Linked DNA regions of Homo sapiens: all the other regions are linked to region 1. Evidence: chromatin loops called from intact Hi-C (ENCODE). Cell type or tissue: PC-3. All regions are shown on one strand. Each heading gives the region's core, and the rest is flanking DNA. Links, peaks and the distances in the headings are about the cores only.

Region 1 (4,391 bases), core at 1,892-4,391:
AAGTGGATAAGGAGGAATCTTTACAAATGAACAGGAGTCAGTTAGGTGGAAAAGAAAGACACTTCATGCAGGGGGAAGAGTATGGAGAGGACAGGTGGAGCATTTTCTCCTATGGCCAAGTGCTGGGGAAGGACTGAGTTGGGGGGATGCACGAGGGCAGTGGCGAAAGAAGGTGCTAGAGCTGCTTCAGGGGCCGGCTTAGGAATGACTTTGCACACCATGCCATAGTGTTTTCCTTTGTTCAGAAATAGTTAAGAACCACTGGAGGGATGTTAGAAGAGGCACTGTGACCCCAGTTTGGTCTGTAAAGCAACTTCTCTGACAGCCATGTGGGATTAGACAGAGTTTATCTTGTAGACCAGGAGCCATTTAGCAGTATTACAGTAAGCTAGGGAAAGTGAAAGAGGCTTACTAAAATAGTGGTCCTGAGTTTATAGAGAAGTGACTAGTAGCAGGAATACTTGGAATTTAGAAGCACAGGGCTTATTGCATGCTGTAGGTAAGTAGGAGAGTCCAATCTAGCACAGTACCACTTTCAGTAAAATAGGGAATAGAGAAAGAAGAGCTATTGGAAAAGCGCAAACCAAGATGATTAATGTGCAGTGAGGAACATACTGAGTTTAAGCTGATTATGAGATATCTGGAATATGGTTGGATAGACAATTTGGAAGTTGTTTCATGTTTGGGTAAGATGTAGGAATTATTAGTGTGTCGGAATTGATTAAAGGCAGTTGTAGATGGAGTTGTTCACTGAATACAAAATATGGAAAGAGAAAAGGGTCAAGTAGAGATTCATCATGTCACTCACATTAAGGAGTAGGAAGAGGAAGAGGAAGAGCCCATGGAAGAGAGGCAAGGAAGAACTACTGGTGCGAAGTGGTCTTTAAGGAAGCCAACCTGTGAAGAGGAAGGGCCGGAGGGCTCAAAAGGACATATGATTAGGTAGAGTCATTTTTTTGTTGGCTTGCTTTTAGAAGGAAAATGAAACATTTGTATACAGTAAAAAGAACTTGCCGAGACAGAAAGCTTGAGCACCGTGAGGGGTGGTAGTGGTGAAGTAAGGTGGGAATGCATGAAGCTAAAGCACAAGAGGCATGATTAGAGTTGGAAAGCCAGAGAGCTGTCTCTTCCCAAGAGATGACCAGGATTAAGAATGGGTGTAGAGAAGCCAGGACTATAGAGGGACAGGCACAGCAAGTAACAAAAACCTTCCAGCAACAGAAAAAATTCTGACTACGGGAGATAATTTTTCAGACAAACTAAGATGATTAATTACTAAATAAAAACAGACACACCAAATGGATTATTAATACAACGAAATATCTTTTTTCTCTCTAATTTATGAGATGGGATATTTGGAAGCAATCCCAGTTAATGCAGTATAACTAAGATGTATAGGAAAAATGAATCATCCATTTCAAGTAATGAGCCATAGAGAAATGTTAGTAATGATGAAAAGGAAACTTACAACCAGATTGAGGAGGACAAACTGCTCTGCCAATTTCTGGATTTCTTTATTTTCAGCAAACACTTTCTTTAAAGCTATAATATAAAGAAAAATCATTAAGCATCCATCTTAGCATTGGTTAAAAGCTTTGTTCAATTTTCAGTTAAATTGCATTTTATTTACTTATTGAATTGCATTTTAAATACAGTATTCTACTTTGGCCTTTTAGCAAATGATTAGTGAAGTAATATCTATGGCATTGACTACCTCTGCTTTCTATTCACTCATTCATCCATTCATTCATCAATTCATTTTTTTCTCCAGCTCATATTTATTGAATGGCTGCCATGTGTTACGCACTGTGTTCTGTACTAGGGATGGTGCAGTGAACAAAAAAAAGCATGTGTTTTTTCACAGAGCTCACATACTTGTGTGGGAGACAAACCATAAACAAAGAAATAAGTAGATGATACTTTCAGGTAGAGATATGTACTTTGAAGAAAAATAAAGCAAAGCAAAGGGTTTAAAAACTGTGAGTGGTCAGGGCAGATCTTCCTGAGGAGCTAACGTTGAAGTGAGGGAGTGGTCCATTTTGGGGTAGGCCACTGTGGGCAGGGGGAACTGCAAAAGCACTAGCTGTGAGGTGGGAATGAGCTCACCTGTGGGAGGAACAGCACGAAGGCCAGGCTGGAGAGAGTGAAGAAAGCAAGAGGAGAGTGGTAGGAAGGGAGAGATAGCCATTGGCCTGATCATGTCAGCCTCATAGGTTGTGATCAGAAATTTGGATTTAGTTCTGTGATAAGAAGCCACTTGAGCACGTGAGTGATGGAATCTGATTTATGTCTACCAGCCTCACTCTGGCTTCTGTGTGGACTGGCTGTAGGGTGGCCAGTTAGGTGACTGTTATGGTAGTCTAGACAAGATCTGATCTGGGCTTGGACCAGGGCAGTAGCATGGAGGCAATAGGAAGTGGTTGGATTTGGGCCCAGTGCAAAATGAAAGGGTAGAGCCCCTTGTTGAAGAATTACTAAGACTTTTAAGACAATGATAGCCAAGTTTAAACCAAGTTTGGGAACCTTCTAAGCTTGGGGCCCTGTGAGATGGCACAGGCTTCATGCCTGTGAAGCTGGTGCTGGTTTAAGGATATATTTTGAAGATAAAGCCAGTATTTGCTGGTGTATTGAATGTGGACTGTAAGAGAAATCAAGAAGTTGAAGATGAATCCTAAAACTAGTTTTTCAAAATATGTACCAATGGTTATCACAAAATGTGGAGATATTTGAAGTCACTTTTAAATATGTTTTTACTATATAAAATATTCTTTCTTTAATGCAACTGTGGTTCTAAAGATACAAACATGAGTGATCTGAACCCTGGCCCTAAGGCTAAAAGCCTATAAAGGAAATCATACTTAGAAGAATAAATTACCTTGACTGTGTGGGCACTCATCCAAGTGATGAATAATCATCAAGGGTTTGTTGCTTTAAAAGACAGAGATTAGACAAATTTTAATGAGTAAGATTTCACATATATCTAGATGTCACTAGGTGGTGCTCTTGAGAGCTTTGAGGGAGCTCTGAGTAATCCTGATCTTTACCTTGTCTTGGATTTATATAGAGCTTCTTCATATGTCTGAGTCCAGATGAGTTGGTCACCCCAACCTAGAATGAAATGAATCAGTATATTTGAAGCTTGTATAAATTCAGACCCAAAGCTGTTGAAAAGCAATGGTAAAGACTGGGATAATAGACCCTATACTAAAGAAGAAGAAAAACCCCTGGAGAAAGTAGAAATAATTATAAACAGTGATAAGTCTAGAAGGAACACAACCAAAAATAACCTGGCACCAGGTTAGAACCAGGTTTAAGCACCAAGAGAGAGGAAATCTTTTCCAATTAAGTAGCAGTTGGAAGCCAACAAGAAGCTGACTCCTACCTCTGGAGAGGGTCTGGGGCAGTTTGGGTCGAGAGTCCTTTGTGTCCTTTTTGGCTCCAGGTTTGACTGTGGTATCTCTGGCCAGAGTGTAGGAGAGGGCCACAAGGAGCAAGAATGCTGACACTGGAATTTTCTCCATGGCAACTCTAGTATGGAAAACCAACCAAAATCAGTAAACAAAATTGAACTAGCAGTCTTCAGGGTCTGCAGGTTGCCCCACAACGGTGGAATATACCAGAAACTGAGGCTCTGCTGAGACTGGACATACGAGATTGGCGTAAATAGCTCTGTTCCATGGGATTTTCCTAAGAATACAGGTGGTCTTTGACTTACAATTGAGTAATGTTCCAATAAACCCATTGTAAACTGAAAATATTGCAAGTCAAAATGCATCCAGAGTAGTCTCTCCTTTCCCAGGGTTTTACTTTCTGCGGTTTCAGCTAACCACGGTCAACCGCGTCCAAAATAAGTGAGCACAGTGCAATAAGATATTTTGAGAGAGAGACCAAATTCACCTAACTTTTATTATAAGATACTGTTGTAATTGTTCTGTTTTATTATTAGCTCTTATTAATCTCTTATTGTGCTTAATTTATAATTTCAACTTTATCATAGATATGTATGCATAGGAAAAAACATAGCATATGTAGTGTTTGGTACTAATGTGCGGTTTCAGGCATCCACTGAGGGTCATGGACCATAACCCCCACAGATAATGGGGGAACTACCGTAATACACCTAACCCACTGAACACCACAGCTGAACCTACCGTAAATGTGCTCAGAACACTCACATTAGCCTAAAGTTGGGAAAAGCCATCCAACACAAAGCCCATTTTATAGTAAAGTGTTAAATATCTCAAGTAATTTTTATGAATACTCTATTGGAAGTAAAAACCAGAATGGTTATATGGATACTTGAAATACAGTTTCTACTGAATGTGTATTGCTTTTGCACCATCATAAAGTCAAAAAATTAAGTCAAACTTCTGTAAGTTGGGACTGTTTGT
Region 2 (4,391 bases), core at 1,037-3,536, 90 kb after region 1:
ATTTACCCTCCAGATCTCATGGCTGACTGGGAGCTGGGGCTCGCTGCCTCTGCCCAGCACAAGAGAGTCTGCTACTACATATTACTAGCCTGGAAAAAGATCAAAATTCAAAATTTAAAGTATGATTTCCACTAAATGCATATGGCTTTTGCACCATTATAAAGTTAAAATTATAAGTCAAACCGTAGTAAGACCATCTGTATTGGAAATCTGACATTATTATCTATGTGTCCTTTATAATTTGCATCTCTTTAGTCTGCCTCCACAGAGGCCTGAATTTCTCTTTTTTTTTTTTAACCGATTTGATCCTTGTAGTAGTCAGTTTATTCTTTATTGTTCCCATTACAGTAAAAAAGTTAGCAATCACACTTTTCAGTTTGAAACCTCTTTTCTAGCTTCAAATTGTTTTGTTTATGACTACAGATCTTGTTTTTATATCTGTATGATAAGATGCTTCTGTAAGGGGTTTAGCCAGCTATTAAACCTCCAGAGTGACCTCATTTCCTAAGCCAGCACCTTTGTCAGGTTTACACTGTGGTTGCCTTTGTAGCTCCCCACTGCATGAAGACTCCAGGTTTTATTGTACTTCCTGGAAATGCCAGCAGAATGAACAATTTCTCCCACAAATCATTGCATGACTTAGCTTTATTTTCAGGCCCCACTGCAAACCTTTTGGAGGCAGGTGCTGTCCCTTCCCTTAAGCCCTGCAGGCTGTCTTTTATACGTATTAGATTATGGGCATGTCAGTCCTCACATCTGTCTGTGCTGTCTTAGAGAGATTTCTTGAATTTTCAGTTTGACTAAGTACATCTATCTGTCATTTCCAAGTGGGTATAATTGTCTCCTTACTATATTCAAAATAGAAGAATGTGGGCTGAGTTTGGCATCTTGTATAGAATGCTACCATTTACTCCACTTTAAATTGAACCTAACATAGGTTGAGTGAGTTGTCCAAACTCACAGTAAGTAGCAGAGCCTGGTCTTAAACTTAGATCATTTGAACCCAAATTTTGTGTTCTTTCCACTATGGAAGTCAGTATGCATAGTAGTTAAGAGTGGGAGTCCTAGAGAAGGAGAGTAGACAGGTTCTGGCATCTGGAGGAGTGGGCCCATAGGGGATCATGACAAGGAATTGATTCTCTAGTCAAGCATGAACACGAAAAGAGAATTTTCTTTTCACACCTTACTTCACAGTGTGACCACTGATTTCAATCCCACCTTTTGTGATACTTCCTCTAACATTGTTGTCATTGCCTTAACAATTGTCATGACTTGTTAGTTATGCGAGGAGAAGTGATCATGGGGCCATTTGCCCTGAGCATCCAGCCTCCAGTGGTCCTTCTATTCTGGGGCTAGGATGTCTGGGTTCCAATCCTGCTCAGTAGCCACCATGACCACAGAGAAATTACTAATGCAAATAGAAATGTTGATAATATTTATCGCACAGAAGTGTTGTAATGATGAAATGTGAGAGAACATGAAAAGTGACAGAAAGCAGGCAGTACCTTCCCAAACATGTGGGCCTACCCTAGAGCAGGCTCTTTGGTAGTTAATGAAGATAAGACAGCAAATACAAAGGTCAAGTTGCTCCCTTTTTTGGAAGAGAAAATAAATGAGTATTTAAAAAATGATAGTTGATGAGTTCCCAATAAATATTAGCTTCTCTTATTTATTATATAACTATTATTCAAGTGAGCCCACTAAGCCCAGGAACTAGTGAGAAAACTCTCTTAGCAATAAGATGGACTGATGTATTAGGTATTTTCCCAAAACATGATTTTTTAGAGGGTAGACTTCTCTCAAGAGGAGAAGGAGCCAGTTTTGAAAATTCATGATTCAAGTACTAATTGCATTTCAATTTAAACAAGTTTAATTCAGTTTTGTTCATGTTTTACTTGGCCCAACAAATTATCCTAGTGAGCTGTCTGTCTGCCGAGGAGGTGGGTTTACAACCTGAAGAGTCAATTTGGAAACTGAACAGGAGCTGAGCTGAGCTACTCTCTGACTCTGACATTAGATGTCACTACAATCAAAGGAAAGCAGAGCGGGCAACCTAGCAGTGAAGTGAAACTTGAACATGGTAGAGGAAAGAGACATGTTTAGATTGTGGTGCAAAGTTCCTGGATAAGAACTTGTGATATGATTTGCCTATCCACCTTGCCATGGGGAAAAAGGAGAATTTTAATATATGTATGACAGCTGCATTCATTTTCCTAAGACATTGACTAGGAACAACTCCTAACCACTTTGCACATCTTGGTATTTCTTCCCCTAATAGATAATAGAACTGATAGAGGCCCCCAAGGATTTTCAGTGCAGAATATTCCTAATAGGTTCTAAACGAGAATTTTACTGGACCAGATCACTAAGTCTAGTTCTTCTAATGAGCTTAATGCTTAAAGCTTAAGTTGTCTTTCAAATATTCTTCAATTATAAACTTTATCAGGTGTTTCCAAAGTTTCTTTGCTTAAAGATGTGAAGAACCCCAGGTTACTGGTATTTGTGTGTTAAGAGTAGAATTACCAGGTACAGTCACATTTGTTTACTTAAGCAAAATATCTACAAACAGCTGGAGGGCAGGGGACCCAACTAATGTTTCCATTTATTGCTAGGCAACTGGGTGAACTGAAAAGTCCATCCTCCCAAGGGATATTATATTAAATATATCTTTTTATGTGTGTGAACTGGCACACACTATTGGAATAGATTCAGAATATCTAACAATTGATGCAGCATAGGTACCAATGAATTAAATCTAGCGATGGCTAGGGCTTCCAGGGGAAAATAAGGGTGCTCCATATGGGTGTAGGGAGGACCTGATGGGGAACAACTGCTGCAGTACCTATTTATCAACTCCTGAGGGAAGTACTTTGACATATTAATAACTGGGATGACTGTACCAGTATCTATTGGTTGAATATCAGCCTGTGTATATATAACTTGGCTTATCAAGAGCCCACAAGATCTCTGGTTTAGGTTCCAAGTACAAGTATCAAAGTTCATTCTCATTACCCTCTTGATAATGGTCTGGGCTGCTAATTTTTACATTGCTTTAGTGATGGGAAGGTCCCACATGGAGGGAAATTTTATGAAATATGCAGAGAGAAGCTTGGTCTTTACATGTCTACATCTTCTTTTTTCAAGCTGTGATGAAGGCCTTGATTCTGATGGGCATCAAGAGGCAGATACAGCTCAGAAGATTCAGAAAGGCAGACTCGTGTCTAACATAACTACATTACCTTGGTGATCCCAGGAATTAGTAGACTGATACTGGGGATAGGAGTGGGGTTCTCAGTATTGGTGACAAAGTTTGTTTTAAAGTGTCCTGATTTTTTTCCTTTGCTCTACATGAGAATTAATGCACCAGTTTGCAATATATGTAAACTGTTTCATGTAGATTTGTTGAAGAAGAAAGACTGGATTTCAAGGGCCTAAGAGCAGGCAGTTTTCATGTTCAAGGTGTTTTCACATCGTATGCAGTGCTTAGATTACTGAGCCCATAGTAGTTACCTAATTCTTATTTGATACTTGATTGATATTTTTGTTTTCTGTAGATTATTCTCATTGAGAAGAAACGGACCTATGACTGATTTCAGACCAGTGATTTTGGTAATGTTTTGAATTTACTGTAATTATTTAAGCTGTTCTTCTGAATACTTGTACCATTTTCTTGGTGATTCAGAACGAAACTTACAGCTAAATTATCTGGGTTATATTAATCTTTGCATGCATTAAAACTGCTGTTTTTATAATGGAAAGAAAGAGGACTACTACCTATGTATATCTCAATGTGTCTGTGCCACGCTGTTTTAATTATGCCAAGTGTTCACTGACAAAAGTGTGAATGGAGCATACAATTTAAAAATATGAACATGTTATTAATATTTGGCACTATAACTGTAACAATCACTGATTATCATCATGATTGGGGACCTTGTCTCACCAATACCAGAGACATATTGATGTCACGATGAACTGTATTTTTCTACTATTATGTGAAATTACTTTCTTTTAATTCCACTATTTCTCATTGTTTGGCCACTTTTACTTAGGGGTTTTCTCTCTATTTCATTGTTACATGTATTTTTTTTTGTTCAAATGTCTTAAAAATTCCAATTCTTAAGGTTGATTCCATTGTACATCTTTGAATTTCACAGTGTATAGTTAGATTGTAGTCTTGTCAAGATGAGAAATTACCATGATGCCATGATAGCTTCTAACAATGCTACTGTTTCAGAAGTCAGGATCCAAGGTCTCATAGACCAAATTAAGACCTCAAACTATGTGGCTTATTGAGTCAGAACACAGTGAGAAGCAAAGGACAAAGAGTAATGTAACTTGGATGGGATGCAAATGAGAAGGAGGGACTACAATACTTAAATCTAGAGCTG
Region 3 (4,391 bases), core at 892-3,391, 110 kb before region 1:
ATCAAACTTTGCAGTCACACTCTTCCTAAATAGAATATTGAATGCTAGCACAGAGTAATGGAATAAGTATTGACTTGGGGGCACACAGCTCTGTTCTTAAATATTTTTGGTGGCATAAATTGGGTCAAGCTGCTTAACCTTGTTGAAACTTGGTTTACCGTCTAGAAAAATGTCTGCTTTACACAGTTATTATGAGGAAAGTGCCAGTACATTTTGATTCATAGAAGAAACTCAATAAAAATACATTAGTTCCCTTCCCTGCAGATTTGGAAGATGTGGAGCAGTAGAGGAAATATCAGTGACGCAGTTTCAGTGTGGTATAAAATGTTTGCTTTATTATGAATGCGTGTTTGATAGCTGCTCCCACCAGCTCTCTTCTGACATTTTTGAAACATATGACTCAACAGGGGAAATTAATAGGATGATAGAACATTGAAATTTGAATCCTGACATAGGAGCCCTCCAGCTGTGTTCCTATAGGTGGTGGCAAACCCATTGCAGATCTACTGAGGCTCTTTCTGGAACCACATAGCCATTGGCCATATATATGCAAGTCTAACCAATACAAAAGCTTGGATATATTTTTTAGACCCTGCAGCAGTCTGAAAAATGTGAGAACTTTGAAAATCATCTTAATTTCATAGATGGGAGTTGAACTCACCCAGGATTAGATCATGACTAAGTGTTACTGAGATTCTGCCAAACTGTGTAGGGTAAAATGGAAATGAGGTGAAAATATGAGAGCAGCTATGGTATATTGCTCTTTTTGAAAATTTCCATCAGAATTATGTAATAAACTAGAGTTGGTAGGGTAGGTGTCTTAGACCTTTTCTATTACTTATAACAGAATACCTGAAACTGGGTTATTTATACAGAAAAGGAACTTATTTCTTAACAGTTATGGAGGCTAAGTCCCATGTCAAGGGGCTGCATCTGGTGAGGGCCTTCTTGCTGGTGGGGACTCTGCAGTGTCCCAGGAAGGCTCAGAGTATCACATGGCGAGGGGGCTGAGTGTGCTAGCTCAGGTCTCCCCTCCTCTTTTTTAAAGCCACCAGGTCCCCTCCCAACATAACCCACTAATCCATGAATGGATTAATCCATTCATGAGGGCAGAGCCCTTATAATCCAGTAACTCTTTAAAAGCCTCATCTCTCAGTATTGCCACAGTAGGGTCCAAGTTTATCTCAATTGCTTACCCTTTTTTTCTTTTTCTTTGTGAAACTGCCTGATTTCAGAAGATGTTTAGCTCAGTAAATATACCAGAGATTTGTTGTTTTGTAAAACAGTCTTTATTCTTTTCTTCCAAATGTGAGATATTCTAAGTGAAATGAAGACTTTTGTCCTTTATGCTTGCTGAAATTTGAATGGCTTGTTTTATAGCAGTCTTTTTTCCCTTTTTCAGGAACTCTTTCCAGTTAACAGACAGAGTGTGGATCATTTTGCTAAATACTTCACTGACGCAGGTCTTAAGGAGCTTTCCGACTTCCTCCGAGTCCAGCAGTCCCTGGGCACCAGGAAGGAACTGCAGAAGGAGCTCCAGGAGCGTCTTTCTCAGGAATGCCCGATCAAGGAGGTGGGAGACCACGGGCAGACATCACCTCAATACACATGAATGAGAGGAATTACATGGGCTGTGTAGCAAAGGCTTTCCTTAACAAGTCTGTCCTATGCTTATTGCTGTAAACTTTGTCCACTTATTCCTACCATTTAAATTAACTCAGCTTCAAAGTATTGATTTAGAATCCTCCATTTTTGTTAACACTCTAGGATGGTCCAGAAATTAATAGTGATTTCCACACAACTGACTTATTTTACCAGGCTGCTATGATTTTCAAAATATTTCATCTGTCAAAGAGATTTGACCATCCACTATCAGTATAGCCCATTATATGGTAGTTTTAAAATTTTGTTGCAGGTTATCTAACCTGATTAAGCATTTGTCTAGTGTTTGGAATTAACACTGGATTTTTTGTTCATCACTCTGTATGAATATGTAACAGGCTTTTTATTTGAAAAAAGTTTGAATTCCTGTCATGGGAAAAGACTAGTTGGATCAGTGACTTGTTTAATCCCACTCACACTTGGAAGAGCTGTGTTTCCCTATAATGTAAAAGCTATATTTTTTATAATACGCATATACATAGTTTATATATACATGCTATAGTTCACAAAGCAATGACTATATCTTTTTTTTATTTTTAGTGTATCTGGAGAGAGCTTTCTATTTGAAGTTTTAAAATCTTTCATGCAACAATTTAAAAATTAATATAAAGCGTCCTTTCTTTTTTTCCACGTGCTCTAAAATGCCTGACCCACACCTCCTTCCATGCTCCAAGCCCTGCTTGGCAGCTCACATGGTTGAAGCCTGGAGAATGTAGGACTGATACTATCCAGCAGGTGGAGGTGTTGGAATGACAAATATTCTTAAGTCTCATGGTATTAAGGATAGCAGTATATTTAATCATATTTCTCCAAGCAAGAATTTGTACATTATTTTCCATGGGGAAAAGAAGCAAACATAAAAAGCCTTGTGATGCTTGTAGATGCCAGGATGTCACACTTTTATGTGGCTTCCTCCAGCCAGCACAGGGACTGGGACTGCCCGGCTCCTTCTGCTTTTGAAGGCTGCTCAAGTCACTGCTGGCATTTCTACACTCCAGGCCAGAAGTCAAGAAAGCAATGTGTTTCCAGCAAAAAAGAAAAGGGAGGGAAAAAAAAGGTGTTACTACTACTCACAAAGTAGTATGCTGGAGATATACGATGACTTTCAATCACTTCTGAGGCCCAAACCTCTATTTATTATTTTATTTTAAAAGGAAAAAGCCTTTCAAATAAATTTTAGGCAAGCCTATATTCCATACTCTCAGGGTTGAGTATAAATTTGCATATTTATACATAATTCAAAGGAGAAAATAAGTTGCTGAATACTGCTGAATTGATGTATATGAAATTTAAAAATTGCCTTTGCACTTACAATTTATTTACAAATTAACTTTTCACTGAGATGGGGCATAAGGATCATCAAAAGTAATCATTGAAGAATAAATTGTGGAGAATGGACCTGTACAAACCCAAGATGGTATCCATCAAGAGGTTTTAAAGTTTAGGGATGGGATAAAAGTTCACAACGCTGTTGCCTTCTTTAAATCTCCAAAAAGTCAAACTGGCTCAAGTATCCCTACTCTACTAGACTCAAAGGGGTTTCTCTATGAGGAAACAAAAATCCTCTCTTACTCCACATTATCCAGCAGCTCCTGGCCAGAGCTAAGCCTATTAATTTTGGGACTAAAAATAAATTTGCTTTGAGAACAAATCATTATAGTTTTTCTCCCTCTTCCAGTCTGAGAATGCAGACAAGGAAAGGAGAAGCTAAGCAGATTGTTTCTTAGCTGCCCCAAAACCTTGATTGACTGGGCAGCTAGCGGGGAGATGGGAGCCCTCCATCTGCCTGTTACTTTCTGACCCCATTTCCATGTAATGTAGGTGGTGCTTTATGTCAAAGAAGAAATGAAGAGGAATGATCTTCCAGAAACAGCAGTGATTGGTCTTCTGTGGACATGTATAATGAACGCTGTTGAGTGGAACAAGAAGGAAGAACTTGTTGCAGAGCAGGCTCTGAAGCACCTGAAGGTAACAGCCCTTAGCAAGGAACTGACCCAGCCAAGGGCAAACTGCAGCTTTTTTTGTTTGTTTGTTTGTTTGTTTGAGAGTGCAGTGGCACGATCTGCGCTCACTGCAACTTTGAACTCCTGGGCTCAAGCCACCCTCCCTCCTCAGCCTCCCAGGTAGCTAGGACTACAGGCGCGTGCCACCACGTCTGGCTAATTTCTTCATTTTTTGGTAGAGATGTAGTCTCGCTGTGTTGCCCAGGCTGGTCTTGAACTCCTGCATTCAAGCTATCCTCCTGCCTTGGCCTCCCAAAGTGTTGGATTGCAGGCATGAGCCACCACGCCGGGCCCAAATTTGTCTTAATTGAGAGTATGACAAATGGGTTCCAACTACAATTACCCTAGACTCAGACTAAACATATACTTCCTAATTTTTTTCCAAGTTTGCACCCAGCGTTCATGAGAACATAGCAGTGAGTAAACTGTCCATGTTACTTTGATCAGGGAAGGCCCTTTGGAAGAGATAAGTATTGAATTGAGTAAGTCTCAGAAAAACAATGGCTATGCCTCAGTGTCAGAAAGTCAAGGATATTTCTAAATGAATGCTTTTTATCCCAGCAGCTCATCAAGATTCCTTCCCTGTACCCACTAAGAGACCAAATATGAGAATCTGCCTATATTAAAGATAATTGCTGGCCTGCTATGTCTAAGGGATATTTCGAAAATGAGGTCATATCCTCATAGAATATCCATTGTATTATTGGACTGTGGCTCTGCCATTGA

What was found. Peaks named below come from ENCODE experiments on the same cell type or tissue, not always from the same donor. Only the 100,000 strongest peaks of a DNase experiment are listed, where the experiment ranks them.
Region 2: it touches region 1 in a loop (9-fold over the local background); 6 of 110 quality-filtered maps call a loop at or near these places.
Region 3: a loop joins it to region 1, with 3 times the contacts of the local background. A loop is called at or near these places in 13 of 110 quality-filtered maps.

What each region holds. Positions count from the first base shown.
Region 1 is chr7:16,798,276-16,802,666 of GRCh38, forward strand. AGR2 (anterior gradient 2, protein disulphide isomerase family member) reads right to left here. Exons shown (of 8, transcript NM_006408.4): 2 at 3,383-3,528; 3 at 3,045-3,108; 4 at 2,876-2,928; 5 at 1,469-1,542. The coding sequence starts at 3,521. Among named protein-coding and RNA genes, the nearest start is that of AGR2, 4.5 kb to the right of the region's middle. In PC-3, for the core only: a CTCF peak has its summit at 2,994 (motif pointing right); a DNase peak (open chromatin) is centred at 2,936; H3K27ac peaks cover 1,041 bases.
Region 2 is chr7:16,889,509-16,893,899 of GRCh38, forward strand. No RefSeq gene overlaps it. Among named protein-coding and RNA genes, the nearest start is that of AGR3, 9.7 kb to the left of the region's middle. RefSeq lists a silencer at 1,857-2,151. In PC-3, for the core only: CTCF peaks have their summits at 2,011 and 2,891; a DNase peak (open chromatin) is centred at 2,023; H3K27ac peaks cover 1,753 bases.
Region 3 is chr7:16,693,432-16,697,822 of GRCh38, forward strand. It overlaps BZW2 (basic leucine zipper and W2 domains 2), which reads left to right. Exons shown (of 12, transcript NM_014038.3): 8 at 1,403-1,573; 9 at 3,484-3,630. Among named protein-coding and RNA genes, the nearest start is that of BZW2, 49 kb to the left of the region's middle. In PC-3, for the core only: a CTCF peak has its summit at 2,401 (motif pointing right); a DNase peak (open chromatin) is centred at 2,380; H3K27ac peaks cover 290 bases.